2 separate regions of the Homo sapiens genome follow, and region 1 is linked to region 2. The links are chromatin loops, found by intact Hi-C in ENCODE. Cell type or tissue: lower leg skin. All regions are shown on one strand. Links, peaks and the distances in the headings refer to the core of each region. The heading gives the core; the rest is flanking DNA.

What was found. A loop is a pair of places that touch in the nucleus more often than their neighbours do. Peaks named below come from ENCODE experiments on the same cell type or tissue, not always from the same donor. Only the 100,000 strongest peaks of a DNase experiment are listed, where the experiment ranks them.
Region 1: a loop joins it to region 2, with 2.5 times the contacts of the local background. A loop is called at or near these places in 95 of 110 quality-filtered maps.

Annotation. Positions count from the first base shown.
Region 1 is chr3:140,997,197-141,004,893 of GRCh38, forward strand. No RefSeq gene overlaps it. Among named protein-coding and RNA genes, the nearest start is that of SPSB4, 50 kb to the right of the region's middle. RefSeq lists a silencer at 2,934-3,113. In lower leg skin, for the core only: a CTCF peak has its summit at 3,092; no DNase peak of the experiment used is centred there.
Region 2 is chr3:141,101,511-141,109,207 of GRCh38, forward strand. The region is part of intron 2 of SPSB4 (splA/ryanodine receptor domain and SOCS box containing 4); the gene reads left to right. Among named protein-coding and RNA genes, the nearest start is that of SPSB4, 54 kb to the left of the region's middle. RefSeq lists an enhancer at 1,437-1,953. In lower leg skin, for the core only: no CTCF peak of the experiment used is centred there; a DNase peak (open chromatin) is centred at 4,471.

The sequences.
Region 1 (7,697 bases), core at 1,847-4,346, 110 kb before region 2:
TTGAGACGGAATCTCACTCTGTCGCCCAGGCTGGAGTGCAGTGGCACAATCTCCGCTCACTGCAAGCTCCACCTCCCGGGTTCACGCCATTCTCCTGCCTCAGCCTCCCAAGTAGCTGGGACTACAGGCGCCGGTCACCATGCCTGGCTAATTTTTTTGTATTTTTAGTAGAGACGGGGTTTCACTGTGTGAGCCAGGATGGTCTTGATCTCCTGACCTTGTGATCCGCCCTCCTTGGCCTCCCAAAGTGCTGGGATTACAGGTGTGAGCCACCGCGCCCAGCCTAACTTTTATTTTAAGTTCAGGGATACATGTGCAGGGTGTGCAGGTTTGTTGCATAGGTAAACATGTGCCATGGTGGTTTGCTGCACAAATCAACCCATCACCTAAGTATTAAGCTATTAAGCCCAGCATTCATTAGCTATTCTTCCTGATGCTCTGTCTCCCTGCCCCTCCAACAGGCCCCAGTGTGTGTTGTTCCCCGCCATGTGTCCATGTGTTCTCATCATTCAGCTCCCACTTATAAGTGAGAACATGCAGATGCACCCATTTTAAATACAGATACACAGAGAGATTAGAAGTAAATAAAAGGATGAAAAGAGATATACCATGCAAACACTAAGCACAAGAAGCTAAGTGGCTATATTAACATCACATAAAGCAGACATACTCCAAGCAAAAGCTTACAACTGAAAGTAAAAATAGACAAATCCATAACTATTGTTGGAAACATCAACACTCCTGTCTTAATAAGTGGTAGAACAAATAGACAAAAAGTCAGTAAAGATATACAAGATTTGAACAATACTATCAACCAACTTGATCTAATTGGCATTTATAGAATACTCCATCCAATAAAGCAAAAAATTTTCTTTTCAATGCATACGGTTCATTCACCAACATAGACTATATACTGGGTCATAAAAGAAGTCTCAATAAATGTAAAAGGATTTAAATAATACAGAGTATTATTTAAAGTAGAATAAAATCAGAAATTAATTACAGAAAAATACCTGAAATATCCCTCCTAATATTCTGAAGTTAAACAGCATACTTCTAAATAATCCATGGGTCAAAGAAGAAATCATAAGATTCTTTAGAAAATACTTTGAGCTGAATGATCACGAAAACACCATATCAAAATTTGTGGGATGCATTTAAAGATGTGCTTTAAAGGGAAATAAATGGCTTTAATGGTAAAAATAGAAAAGTATAAAATAAAAGATCTAAGCTCCCACCTTAAAAAACTAGAAAAAGAAGAGCTAATTTATCCCTAAATAGAAAAAAGGAAATAATAAAGATAATAATAAAGAAATCAATAAAATAAAAAGTGTAAAACATTCATGAACTAAAAGCTGGTTTTTTGAAAGATTAATAAAGTTGATACAACCCTGGCTAGACTGATAAAAAGAATAAGACAGGCTGGGCGTGGTGGCTCAAGACTGTAATGCCAACACTTTGGGGGCCAAGGCAGGAGGATCACTTGAGCCCAGGAGTTCGAGACCATCCTGAGCAATATAGTGAGACCTCATCTCCATCAAAAAATTTAAAAGCTAGCTGGGCATGGTGGCATGTGCCTGTAGTCCCAGCTACTTGGGAAGCTGAGGTAGAGGGATCACTTGAGTCCAAGAAAGTTGAGGCTGCAGTGAATGCACCACTGTACTCCAGCCTGGGTGACAGAGTGAGACCCTGCCTCAAAAAAAAAAAAAAAAGACTAAGACACAAGTTAGCAATATCATAAATAAAACAGAGACAAATACTACCAATGCTACAAATACTGAAATAATAAGATAATAAGCAAATGTGAAGATCTTTATGCCAATAAATGCAACAACTTAGAGGAAAAGAATAGATTTCTTGAAATGGTGATCTATGTGATGCCATTCCTTGTCCACTATAGTCCAGATCCACCTCTCCAGTGTATTGCGGAAGATTTGAACAACACTATCAACGGGAATTCCAGTGGGATGCTCTTGCTGAAGGAAACTTAAGAGGAAAATTGCAGCTGATCTTGAAGCTACAAGTATACTCATTGCTTCCCTCTTCCCCAGTTTATTCTAGATTTCCCCCACTCTCAGGTCACGCTTATGCTGGTCTTAGTGGTTCAAATGATGACACAATGCAGACACTCATCTCTGCAGTGTCTCAATGTCTGGTCACCATACCTTTCTCAGGACAGATCTGCTGCACTTGCCCAGCTACCATCAAAACTGGGAAAGCGAATACCAGGAGGGATCCAAGTGGATCTTCTGGTTCCCCTTTATTCCTCCCTACCCTCATTGTGCAGCAGAAAACCATAAGTTTCTCCTAATGATGAGGGCCAATTCTCCTTGATAAAATGAAGACCCCTCTTCTTGCCTGCTGGCCATGAAGAACTTGACATGCCTAGGTGGCAGATGCAGCTTATGGTTCAAGTGGGTTCTTGGCATAAGTGTTCCTCTCTTTGGGGACCCAGACCTCTAAGTTTGCAGAGCCCAGAGTTGCAAGAAGATGAAACTCACCAGCTAGAGGTGATAGGTGGAATCACCCCTTTGGATGCATGCATTCCTCTTTTTGGGGATGCAGATCCACCTAATAGTTTTCAGTTTGTATACAACATCCTGGAGGATAGTGTCCCATCTTGATTCAGTGTCACCTGTGAACTGGAACTTCAGCTGTGCCTTCAGCAGGCCATTGCAAGCCTATGAGGTCAGAAGCTTTTGGGTGGTAAGTGTGATATAACCAGTAGATCTTGTGATCACAGGCCTGCTCCTATACCTCCTTCCCTGGAAAGTGGGCCCCCTGGTCTGATGTGATGTGCAAATGGGTCATATTTTCTGTAAGTTCTCAGATGGAGGTGCTGTCAGGAAAGGCAAACCCATATGTAAAATATGTGTCCATTTCTGTCCAAACACATTTCTGGCCCTTCCTTAATGCAAAAGGACAGATATAGTCAACTTCCCACTTCCTGGCTGCCTGGTCCCCTCAAGGAATGGTGTCATGTCTGGGGCTTAGCATTGGTCTCTGTTGCTGGAAGGTTGGCCACTTGGTGGCAGCAATAGCTCGATCAGCCTCTACGGGTGGAAGCCCATGCTGCTGGGCCCAGGCAGAGCCTTCATCTCTGCCACTGTGGTGACTTTGTTATTGTGCCACTTGTCAGCACTAGAGTAGGCATTTAAGATTTTCAGAAGCATCAACTCAGATGACTCTGTCACATGTGCCCCATTCTTTCCCAATCAGAGCTCTGGCCTGGGCATAGCAGACCTACTTTGGTTGGGAATTCAATCTTTGGAGCTGGTCTGCTCTGATGATTAGATCCTAGGCTTGGTCCTTAGTCTCCTTGCCCTCCCACTGCAGAGATGAGCCCTTCTTTGTGTGCTGCTAAAGAAGCCCCCCTGGCTTTCACACTTGGCTTTCAATGACCTGCTAATCACTCAGCCATTTGTTAATTTTTTTCTAGAGCTGTGATAGAGCTTATATCTCTATATACTAGTTTCCCCTGATTTTTCAAATGCTTGATATGTTCTACCACTTAGTGCATTTGCCTTTGCAGTTTCAGCTATAAAATAGAAACCTTGCGCTAGATGTCTATCTCTACTTGGACCATATCTCACTCCCTTTACCTTTTTACTCCCTCTTGCCTGGAATGCTGTCATCATGCTTGAGGCCAAGCAACCTGTGACAAGGTAGTCACAAGCACACAGGACATGACTAAGCAGCAAGACAAAGAAATCATCCCAGATAGCAATGTGGAGCAACGGTACCACTCTAGACAACCAACCTTTGATCTTACCATTATACAACAAAAATGAAACCAGCTGAAGCCACTAGATTTTTTATTTCTGTTTCAAAAAAATGTAACTCATCTTAACTGTGTTGATTATCAAAATATTATACTAAGCATTTTTTAAATTTAGATGAAATTAACAAGTTCATGAGAATCACTTGCCAAATTAATTAGTACTGGCTTATGAAGAGAAATTTAATCTGTGGTTTAAAATTTTCTCATAGCACACCCAGAAATCCTAGATTTTAACCATCAAGTTTCATCAACCACTTATGGAACAGATCATTGCAAATGTACGTATATTTTTCCAGAAAACAGAAAATAATGGTACACTCTTTAATCATTTTTTGATTATTATATCTTGATTGCAAAAGCAGGAACAAGAAGGCAGTATGAAAAATTGCAGGCCAATCTCATTCATGAACTTGATAGGCTCAAAGCAAAAGGAATTTATTGATGGCATTTTTAAAAATATAATAAATTTATAATTAAATTGGGTTAATCCCAGTAATACAAGGTTAGTTAACATTTAAAAAATTATCAGTGTAAATTTTTCACATCAGCAGATTAGTGAAGAAAAACCACATGATTCTCACAGGTGTGGAAAAAGCATTTAGTGAAATGTTATATTCATTCGAGATAAAACTCTTTGCAAACTAGAAATGGAAGGGGAATTATTTAACCAGATAGAAAATATCTTCAATAAACCTATAGAAAACATCATACTTAAAGTGACATATTATAGTAGTTTCTTCAAAATCAAGAACAAATCAAGAACGTCTGCTTTTATCACTTTTATTCAATATCATAATTAGGGTCCTAGCCAGAAACAATTAAGAAGGAAGAAATGAAGCTGTTATGATCATCAATATGGAAAACAGAAAATAATCCATAGGTAAATTATTAGAATTAATATATGTTTAACAACATTGCAGGATATATAGAAAACACTGTATTTTATAGTAGGCAAGAAACAAAATATAAATTTTAAATAATGCCTTTTTTATAAAAGCAACCATGAAAAATCATATAGCTGAACATAAAGCTCAGAAAATATAGGAAGAAAATGTGGAAAAAATTATAACTCTTTTGGAAAACTTTTGAAGAAGTCCCAAATAAATGGATAGGAATTGTTATGGTTAGAAAACCTTGGTATTATAATGATGCCAATTGTGTCTAATAGACCTATTGGTTCTACAAAATTGAAGCTCAATAGCTTTTTTCTTAGAATTTGTTAAAATAATTCCAAAATGTACATGGTAGAACAAAGAACCAGCATAGCCTAGATGCTTCCAAAGAAGAAGAATAGGATACAGTAACATTATTATTATAAAGTTAGAGTAACTAAGACAGTATGGTTTGGGTACAGGGATATAAACTAGAATAATGAAACAGAAGACAGAGCCTAGAAACAGAGACACACCTATGAAGAAACGTGACCATGTCAGAGACAACATTGCAAATCAGTGAGAGATGGATCGACCATCCAACAAAATGGTGCTGTTTCAAAGTTATCCATATGAAAAAATATAGAATTAAATATTCATATCCAATTGGTGGATACCTCATGCTATACTAAAAGAAGCCATTTCGGATGAATTAGACTTAAATGTGAGAAGCTAAACTTTTACAACTGTAAGAAGAAGAAAATATAGGAGAAAGTCTACAAATGAGTGAGAGAAAGGGTTTTCTTAAGCAAGATATTCAAAGTGCTTTAAAAAGATATTAAAAATGATTGATAAGTGAGCCTATGTTAAACTTCAAAACTTTTTTTTCTCAAAGTACTCCAAAAAGAATGAAAAGATAATTCAAAAACTGGAAAAATATATTTTCCACACAGATGACTGATGAGGGATAGAAATAGAATATATAAAGAATATCTATGAATCAATCAGTTAAAGACACTCCAGTAAAAACCTGGCCAAAAGTCATAAGTATTTCACAGGAGAATAAAACCTGATATGTAATAAACATGTTAAAAATGGTCATGTTAATAGTATGATAATTAGGAAACTGCAAATTAAAATCATAATGAGATGTCATGTTGCAACTATCAAAAAGGCAAAATGTAATAAATCAGACAATATCAAATGGATATGAACAAAGAAATGTTTATGTACTCTACTTGGGAGTGTTAAGTGGTATCAGCATTTTGGGAAAAAATTTGTACTATATTCTAAAGTTGAAAATACTTATAACATATAAACTGGCACTTTCACTCCTAGGCCTATAATTCCCCAGATAAATCCTGACTCCTGTGTTCTAGGAGTCACACAGCATGTTCATAGCAGCCTGGTGGCAATAGCAAAACACTGAAAGCATTCTGCGAGTCCATGGACAGGAGTATGCGGAAACACGTCACATAACGAACTATATCATCAATGTGGCTCAGTCTCAGGAACTTAATTTTGAATAAGAAAAACAAGTCACAGAAGTATACCGATAGCATGATTCTGTTGAAGTTAAGTATAAAATCTGGCAAAACGCAACAAAATATGTTTAGGCAAACATATATCCATGTCAAAATGATAAAGAAAACCAAGGGAATAATAAACACAAAATTCTAGATGATGGTTACCTTTGTCAGAAGAAAATATTTTTCCTATCACTGCATAACAAATTACTCTGATACTCAGTAACTTAAAGCAACAGGTATTTATCATCTCATAGTTTCTATGGATCACGAATCTGGGTTTTCCATCTCCGAAAGAGACTCTTACAGGTTGCAAGGTGTCACCTGGGGCTGCAGGCAACTCAAGACTCTACTGGAAAGAAACCACTTCTAGGTGCCCTCACGTGATTGTTGGCAGGATTCAGTTCCTCGTGAGCTGTTGGACTGAATTCTCAGATCCTTGATAGCTTTTGGCCAAAGCCCACACTCAGTTTTGTGCCATGGCACTGGCTTTATTAGAGTGGGTGAGCGATGGAGCAAGAGGCAGGCCAGAAAGAAGCCAGAGTCTTTTATAACCTAATCTCAGAATGACAACCTGTTGCTTTTGCCGTATTCTATTCATTACAAACAAGTTACTAGGGCCAGCCCACACTCAAGGGGATGGAATTACCCAAGAGTATTCCAGGAGGCAGGAATTACTGAGAGCCCTTTTAGAAGCTGCCTACCTCATATCTATCTGTGTGTGTGTGTGTGTGTGTGTGTGTGTGTGTGTGTGTGTGTGTGTGTTTCTGTATTAAATCTTCCGTAGCAACAAAACCTCCTCAGTAGCTCTCTGGGAACTTCAGGATCAAAAAAGCAGGTAACCCCATGCTAAGAGGCTCAGTTCCGTGACCTGGCCCTGTTTTCTCTTCCTTCCTCCCCTGTCTTTCCTATCAGACAATTGATTTAAGTTTCCCAAATAAGTAAGGCTGTTAAGCCTCCAAGCACTTTTCCATGCTGCACTCCACCTAAAGTGTCCTCACTTACCTTCTCCACTCATCTGGTGAACAAGCATCCCATCTCCCAGAAAGCCTTCTCTGCCCCTGCTCCTCATCTTCCCCCACCCTCAGGCCTGTGCTGGGTTCTGCTGATCTCATGGTAGCTTGGGTATTCGCTCCCTTCCACTCTGGGCTCTTGAAGAGTAGGGCCCTGCCTCCCTGGTACCAGGCCCAGAGCCGGGCACATAAACCACTGTCAGTGAAACTGTGCTGACTGAATGATGGGACATTGATACTTCTGCAGCAAAGCATATGCGTAGTCATAGCAAGGGAGTAAATCGAGGCCATAAAGAGCCTTATGGCAGTTCAGGTGGGGCTTTGTTGCCAAAGAAGTTATTTTAAAAACTCAGTTTTCAGAGCTTTTGACCTTTAGAATTTTAGATAAGGGATTGTGGTTGCTTGAAATATCCAGCATTATTGTAAGGCTTTTTTAAGTTAGACTTTTTATTTTGTGAAAAACATTTAAACCCACAAAAAGCTTCTAGTGTATTGCACTTAATTT
Region 2 (7,697 bases), core at 3,358-5,857:
ATGACTGAGTTACTCAACCTCTTCAAGCCTCTGTCTTCCCATCTGTAAAATGGAGACAATAATCCCCGCCTCGCAAAGTTCTCCTAAGGATTAAATAATAGAATGGGTATAAACTGCCCAGGACGGTGCTGGCACACAGTGGTGATCACCATCAGATGGCTCTTATTATTACCTGTGTAATATTCCCCAAATCATGGACACCTAAATTCTTTCCCACGTATTAATGTTTTTACCTTCCCTTAAGCTAAACAACTGACAGCACACTAAATAGAAGATGCACCGATAACGTGTTGCACATCTTAAACTAGTCATAATAGGTTCTGCACTATTCGTTTCCACGCACCAGCCCTTGCTCACTGGAGACTTGTAGGTTTCCCTGAAGCATTTAGAGAGATGCTTGTAAAGTCATCATGCTTCCCTGAAGGCAGTACTCCTTCTCAAGGGCCCTTTCCTCCAGGAATGCTCCTCTAGCCCCACATTTCGTGCCTTTCCAGTTGTGCAGTGGATTCTCACATAAATCACCAAAAGTTCTAATAGTTTGTTTATTCATGCTTTCATTGATTCATTCATTCCTTCATCTAAGACTAGGAATTACTCAAGCAATAAAGGTGTATCCAGGCAGAAAGAGCAAGAAATCGGAGTTATGAGAGGGCTCGGGGTCTGGGGCAGCTCAGTGTGGATAGAGCTGGAGTGAAGGGTGTAGTCACTTAGTAACTGAGTAATATATACAGAGCAGGTACTGTGGCCAGGCCCTGTGCTAGGTACTGAAGATAAGGCAGCGAACAGGCAGCCAGGGATCCTACCCCATGGAACGTACAACTTAGCAAGGAAAACATACAACCGATTACAGAAATTAGCCTGTGGTTACTAGTGTGCAGGGTGGCATGTCGGGAAGGTAGATGGTCCTGGGAGAGTGTATGAGTGGGGCCTGGTCTGTCTTGAGAGCCAGAGAAGGCCAATCTAAGGAACCTCTAAGCTTAGAGGAGGAATTAACAAGTGAGGTGCCTGTTTGGGGGTGAGGGATGAAGAAAAAGGTATTCTAGGCAGCAGCAGCAGCATGTGCAAAGGCCCTGTGGCAAGAGGGAGGCTGGCACAATTTAAGAACTCAGGTGGCAGGTGACATGCAGGGAGCATGGCAGGAAAAAAAGCTGGAGAGGCAGGCAGGGTCTCACAGAGGATAAAGGAACCAAGCAGGAACAGAAACTTTGTATATATGAAAATTTTCAGTAAGGATAAGTTGGGGTGTGGGCAAAATTGCAGACTTACTAACAGGTAAGTGGCCCCTTTGAGATGCCTGGAGGTCAATGCGGTTGCTCAAAGAAAGCATGGCCAAGAGAACACTGCCTGGCAGAACTCCTCAAGCCCTAGGGCAGCCAAGCCTGCCCATGAGGAAGAGGCCACATCTCTGCCTCTACCTCACACTTGGACTCCAGGACTCCCCTCTATTCCCAGACCCTAAAAGAGGATTTCCTGCAGCCCAAACCAGATACGGTCACTTACAAAAAAAGGAATGGCTCCCAAGTGGCCGCGCCTGTCCTGGGTGCTGCATAAAGCTGTTTGATGTCTCTGTTTTCCCAATACCTGATTGTTAACAACAGGGCTTTAGGAATCCCAGTGGCAAAGGGGCAGCCTCTGAAGACAGCAGCCTACACTGGCCTGGAGCCATGTCCCCCTCTGAGCTGGCTCCATTTGCAGACCTAGCATGCCCTTTCAAGGCACAATTAATTCTAAAGCAGGAGCTGATAACAGTGAACCCTGGGGTAGGCCACATCCCCCAAGGCAAGTCAACTAGGACTTGTTACTGAGCTACTCCAGGTCAGGCACAGTGTGGACACAGAGGGGCCCCACGACAGGGAGCAAAGAGCTTCCCATCCAGCTCACTCATCAACCCAAGGAAATGGCAGCATCGGAACAGCACACACTTTTGGTGCCCTCAGCTGTACACAATCCTGACCCTGAAAATGAATGGAAAAGACTCAGTTGGTGCCTGGGAAGGAATCAGCTTCTGTCCTGAAGTATATTAAAGAAAGGTCTTCTCAGGTGCTACTTGCTTGCAGTTCATTTATACCTCCCTGGTTACCTGCCTCCCATTCCCTCCGCACAACAAACCACAAATGAGAATGTAGGGTAGGTAAGGCCAGAGACAGGCACACCAGCCGCAACCCTCCAACAGCGAACTGCCTACCCACATGAGGGACACAGAACAGCCACAGCAAACAAGAACTCTTAAAGTGCAGCTGTCCGGAGCCATTCAGCAAAGGGGCATGAGGCCCAGCCCTCAGGAGCCAGGCAGAGCAAGGTTGTAGTACCAAAAATGACCTTTTTTTTTTTTTTCCTTCTAATTCTGAATCCTCCAGAATGGATTCAGTTATGTTTAGGGTGATTAGTTCAAGATCAGGGAATAATGAGTCTTAGAAAAATTCCCACCCAAAGAGATCATGCTCAAAGTAGGTTCGTCACTTAAAAGGACCATTGATCCGACAAATTCACTCATGTTGAGAAAGCTTTCCCCAACAGTTTCCAATAAATGAGGTGTCAGTGAAATGATCTCAGCAGTGAAATAAATAATACCAGCATTAAACTATAAAGCAGCCCCTAGAAGGGTGTGATTATCTAGTGAGGGGTACAGACAAGGAGTGCCTGCAGGTCCCTGCGGGTGCAGAATGACAGAGGGACTGGGCCGAGAGGAGGACCTTGTGCAGCATTGAAATGGGGCAGGAATGGGCTGGAGGGAGAGGGCAGGGGAAAAGCACTCCAGGCAGTGGGAGTGGCAGGAGCAAAGGCAAGGGGCTGGAATGTGCTTCATTTCTTGGGGAAGGGGAAGAAAGTACATGAGACTGGCAAGAGGGAAGTTTGTGGGTAGATTCCTTGAGGAGAGCCTGCTGGGGCCAGACTGTGACCTGGACACGCTGCAGACACCTCCCAGGTGGCTGCCACTGACCAGCCACAGAAGCTTCTTTGAGGGCCTCCCAGACACACCCCCAAGGATCTCCTCTGCATGGCAGATGGCTGGGGTTGTTTTTGGCAGCTTAGATTCTGGAAGTCTGTGGGAGGAGATGGCCAGGCGGGAATGAAAGGCTGCCAGACCTCGTGACCTGCACACAGGTGGCCGGTGTCAGGCAGGCAGTGGTGTCTGCAGACTTTGCTGCCCAGACCTGGGCAGGGCCTGCCAGGGCGTCCTGGGAGCCAGCACAGGCTGCGCGGCCGGCCCATCACAAGTGAGCCTTTGTGGCCCCGGTTTACGAAACCAGCCAAATATTTTCCTTGTCACTTTATGAGGTGCTAGGTCTACCCATTCAAGCTGGGAAAAATAAAGCGTCACAGAATTTGCGCCGTTAGAGTTGAGGAGGTTTGAAGTGAACCAATGCTCCTTTTAAAAGAATTCTGTGCCCCTGGGAAGGCCTGTCAGCCTGAGGGGTAGGAGTACACCCAAGATCCCACCTCTGGAAGGGATGGGTACCATCCAAGCCGCCTGCAGGTTTTACAGACGTAGAGAATGAGGCCCTGAGTCTGGAAAGTCTTCAGCCCACAAGGCGGATGGAGTCAGATGAATGAGGAGACTGAGTTCCTTAAATATCTTTAGCACCATACATTCAGGAACCATTTTAGCCTCTTTTTCACAGGTGAGGCCAGAAAGGCTCACAGAAAAGGGTGGATGGGAATTCTCCTTCAGAACTTCACTGCAAGGCAGAAAGGATTCCAGAAGGGCTTTGAGGCTGAGGTGCGTGGTGAAACGGGATGTTACACACTGAAGTTGAAAAGCATCCGCCTTGTGCAGTAAGCCAGTGGGCAGTCACCATTGCGCTGATTCCTGGCCTCCCACTGAGTTCCCACATCCCCTACAAAGCCCCATTTCTTACTGCCCATGGCCTATAATTTCATTGGTAGATCTGCTTCCCTTTTGCCTCTAGTAATAAGTTTCATTTATTGGGTACTTGCTATATTATGCCAAGCATTCCACTAGGTACCTCATTCATTCATTTAACTGAGATTTATCAAACACCTACTATATGCTGCCCCCCGAGGATGCAGCAGCCCTGTCTGGCGTAGTATTGAATCCATTGTTACAGATGGATCATTTGAGCTCAAAGAGAAGTGACTTGCCGAAGACATACAGCTAATACACGGCAGAGTTGAATTTCAAAGCCAGGCGGGTCTGACTTCAAGGTATGGCTTCTCTCCACTCCCTCATTGACAGGGTTAGGAAGAGGCAAGTAATTAATAAAGAAGACACAATGTAAGTAATCATAATTCTTTTCTTTGCCTTCAAAGTTATAATAAAATAGATTAAAGTTTTAAATGCTTACTACGTTTTTTAAAAAAATTTCTTTTCCATCTCCCTTTCCTGGTAAACTGCTTATTATCTTTTAGATGAAATAAAGATACACTTTCATAAAAGAGAATCCGTGATGGCCACTTAAAATTCCACACTACATGTGGTAACTACATCGCCACCTGGTGGTACAGATTTTGCATAACGGGATGTAAATCAAGAGCAAAGACAACAGCTATGGGCCATTGGAAGGGACTACAATTTGGAAGTGAGAATTCAGAGGTTCTAGTCTGTGCTCTGCCCTAGACTGGCCGTGGTGGCACTGAGTCAGCCACTCCAGCCCTCTAGGTGGCAGATCCTTTTTTTGCAGCTCCTGTGTGGGCTGGTGTCCCTGGAGACTCCGTTTTAACTTGGACATTCCCTCTTTATTGTCCTCCTATGTTGCACTGAACTCAAAGAAAAATGCTCAGGTGGGTTTTGAGGTACCAGTTGGGGAGATAGTGTGGGGCAAGGCTTTCTGGAGCCCTCGGGCCACTCCATGAAGGCAGCACCTCCTCCTCTAAGTGTGCACCTTGGCCTGGCCTCAGGTATCCCATTATGGCTTTTCACCCTCCCTGGGATCTGCTCTGACTGCAGTCCTCTTAAGGGCAGTTCTCACCCCATGCCTTTCTCACCAGACCAGAGACCCTCTACCACACCCTAGGGTATCCATCAGGAATTACCTCCGATCAGAGTTCAAGAAACCAAGTTCAGGGTCTAGGATGGGCTTAGCACAGCAGAAGTAGTTTGTTAGTTGTATTCTTTTATAAGGAACAGAAGACCTGACCCCAAACTGCCTTAAGTTAATAAAAGGAATATATGTGCTTTTGTCACTGAGTAATTGTAGTTGCTTTAGCCTCACCTGTAATCCCAGGTTCAAACACCATTGGCAGGGTCTGACGTCTCTCTCTCCATTTCTCAGCTCTTCTTCCTTCGTGTCTAGTGGCACCTTAGGGGTGTCTTATGGGGCTTTAGGCCCCACACCCTCAACCTACCTGAAATAACAGGATCTAAGCAGACAGTGTTTCCTAGATCTCCCATCTCACAGACCACCACTCCTGAGCCCCTCCTACATACACATTCTAGAGGCCTCTGTATGGGGTCATCTTTCTCAGGTCCCCAAATGACTTCAAGGAGGCCCTGGGTCCACCTGTTGCTCCTTCTTATTGCAGGCCATGCCCAGCACAAGTCCTGGAATCCACTCTCATGGGCCCCACTGGGATCTCAGGCTCACCCCTGAACCAGTCAGTCACAGTGGCCACTGGACTGGAATGTGCTGATTGGCTCAGCCTGGTCAGAGGCTCCACGCCTGGGGTTGGGATGGGGCAAAGCCTCAGGAAAAACACACTCCCCAAGGGATCTGAAATGTTTTACCTAAAGGGCAGGTGACGGATGCTGGAGGCAAAACCATCAGAAATCCATTAGTAATTAACATAAAAGTTAGTAGAATGGAAGTTCATACATTATTTATCTTTTGAGTAAATCAGAGTGATAAGACTATCTTAATGGTAATGTCGCTTCATTCACTGGAAAGGTGTGTTCATAGGAATGCAAAAGGCTTAGGAAAAAAATAAATAAGACGAGAAGAGTCTGTTCAGCGACAGAGAAAACAGAGTTGGGCCTGGCCTCTGTCCTGTCCCCACTATGTGTCCATCCAGGGCAAGGACAGTATTGGTGAAGACATGTTTCAACAATGCCTTCAACTCAGCCCTGAAGAAGAAAGGTAGTCCCTTAGGTTTCTGAGTTTCCTTCTGGGAGTCTGTCTTGCATGTGAATATCATCCTGTAACTATTGGGACAGCCTTACATCCCCTCTGCTAGTCTCTAAAATTGACTTGAAGATTTTTATTTGTGCCCAGGCACAGTGGCTCAGGCCTGTAATCCCAGCACTTTGGGAGGCCAAGACAGGTGGATCACCTGAGGTTAGGAGTTCAAGACCAGCCTGGGCAACATGGTGAACTTTTCTCTACTAAAAGTACAAAAATTAGCCAGGCATGGTGGCTCAAGCCTGTAATCCCAGCTACTTGGGAGGCTGAGGCACGAACATCACTTGAACGCAGGAGGTGGAGGTTGCAGTGAACCGAGATCACACCACTGCACTCCAGCCTGGGCAACAGAGCGAGACTCTGTCTTAAAAAAAAAAATAAAATAAAAGATTTTTATTTGTCTGCGGTGGCCTCTTTCGCTGTTCTGTCCTGCTTGGGCTAATGTTTAAAATTCCAGATAGAGTGTCCAAGTGGGCAGGGCCTTAGGGACTCTGGTGCAAGCCCCTTCTGCTGTGAATGGGGGCCAGCGAGGGTCAGAGTCTTACTGAATTCACAGAGCTAGTTAAATCACCGAGCTCAGGAGCCTCTGCCTGGCAACCCCTTCTCGTGGGAGTCTCGTTACCACAGGGTTCCCAAGCAGGCAGACAGAGAGGCAGCCAAGGTGAAGGCCCCGATGACACCTTTGCTATGAATAACCCACAAAATCAATTACTGCAGTGGGCAGAGCAGCAGCCAGGCCCTTCACTGTGTGCTGCTGGGCGCATGTACTGAGATCACTTCTTGCTGCAGGGCTTCCCTTCCTAATTGTATTTTGCTCAAACTAATGTTAAAAATTAACTTTCCCAGCATTCAGATGAGGCCAAAGCAGGAGGTGGAATAAGAGAAAAGACTTAATTTTTAGTGGATAGACCACCAGGGAGCCACCTGGGATAGATGTTCTGTGTGTGTTTGATCTCTCAGAGATGGAGAACATTTACTGAGCAGCATTCTGTGCTAGGTCCTGGGGTACTCCCTAGGATCAGACCGAGGCCATGCCTCAAAGAGCCCCTAGTTTATCGGGTAGCCACACAAGTAACAATAGTGATAGTTCAGTGAGATGAGCATTAATAAAGGGCTCTGGGTAGTGCAGGAGGCGTGGAGGAGAGAGAGAATATCAGGTGTTTGGGTCAGCTGTGGCATCGAGGAAGTGCAGACAGAGGAGGAATATTTGAGTTGAGATTTAAAGACTCAAGTATCCCTTTCCCTAGATGGAGAAGACCGAAAGCAGCATTTCAGGGGAGGGCACAGCATGTGTGAAGGCACAGCGGCTTTAAATTGCACAGCAGCACTCAGGAGGTTGTGAGAAGTCCAAGGTGCATACGAGGAAGAGAGCAGTCAGCAAAGAGACCAGATCATGGAGGGTGACCCCACCGCTCTAACTGGTATTTATTCATTCATCAAAACCTGGGCCTTTTGGAGTCCAGTTTTTTAAATTTAGATTTTACTTATTTTGAATACATTTATAAGGTTTTATTAAAACATGACAGTGATCAGTCTTCTTCCCACCCCTGTTTTCAGCCACCCTCCCCAGAGGCAACCGATGCTGTCAGATTCTTGTGTATTCTAAGGTGTTTCCCACAA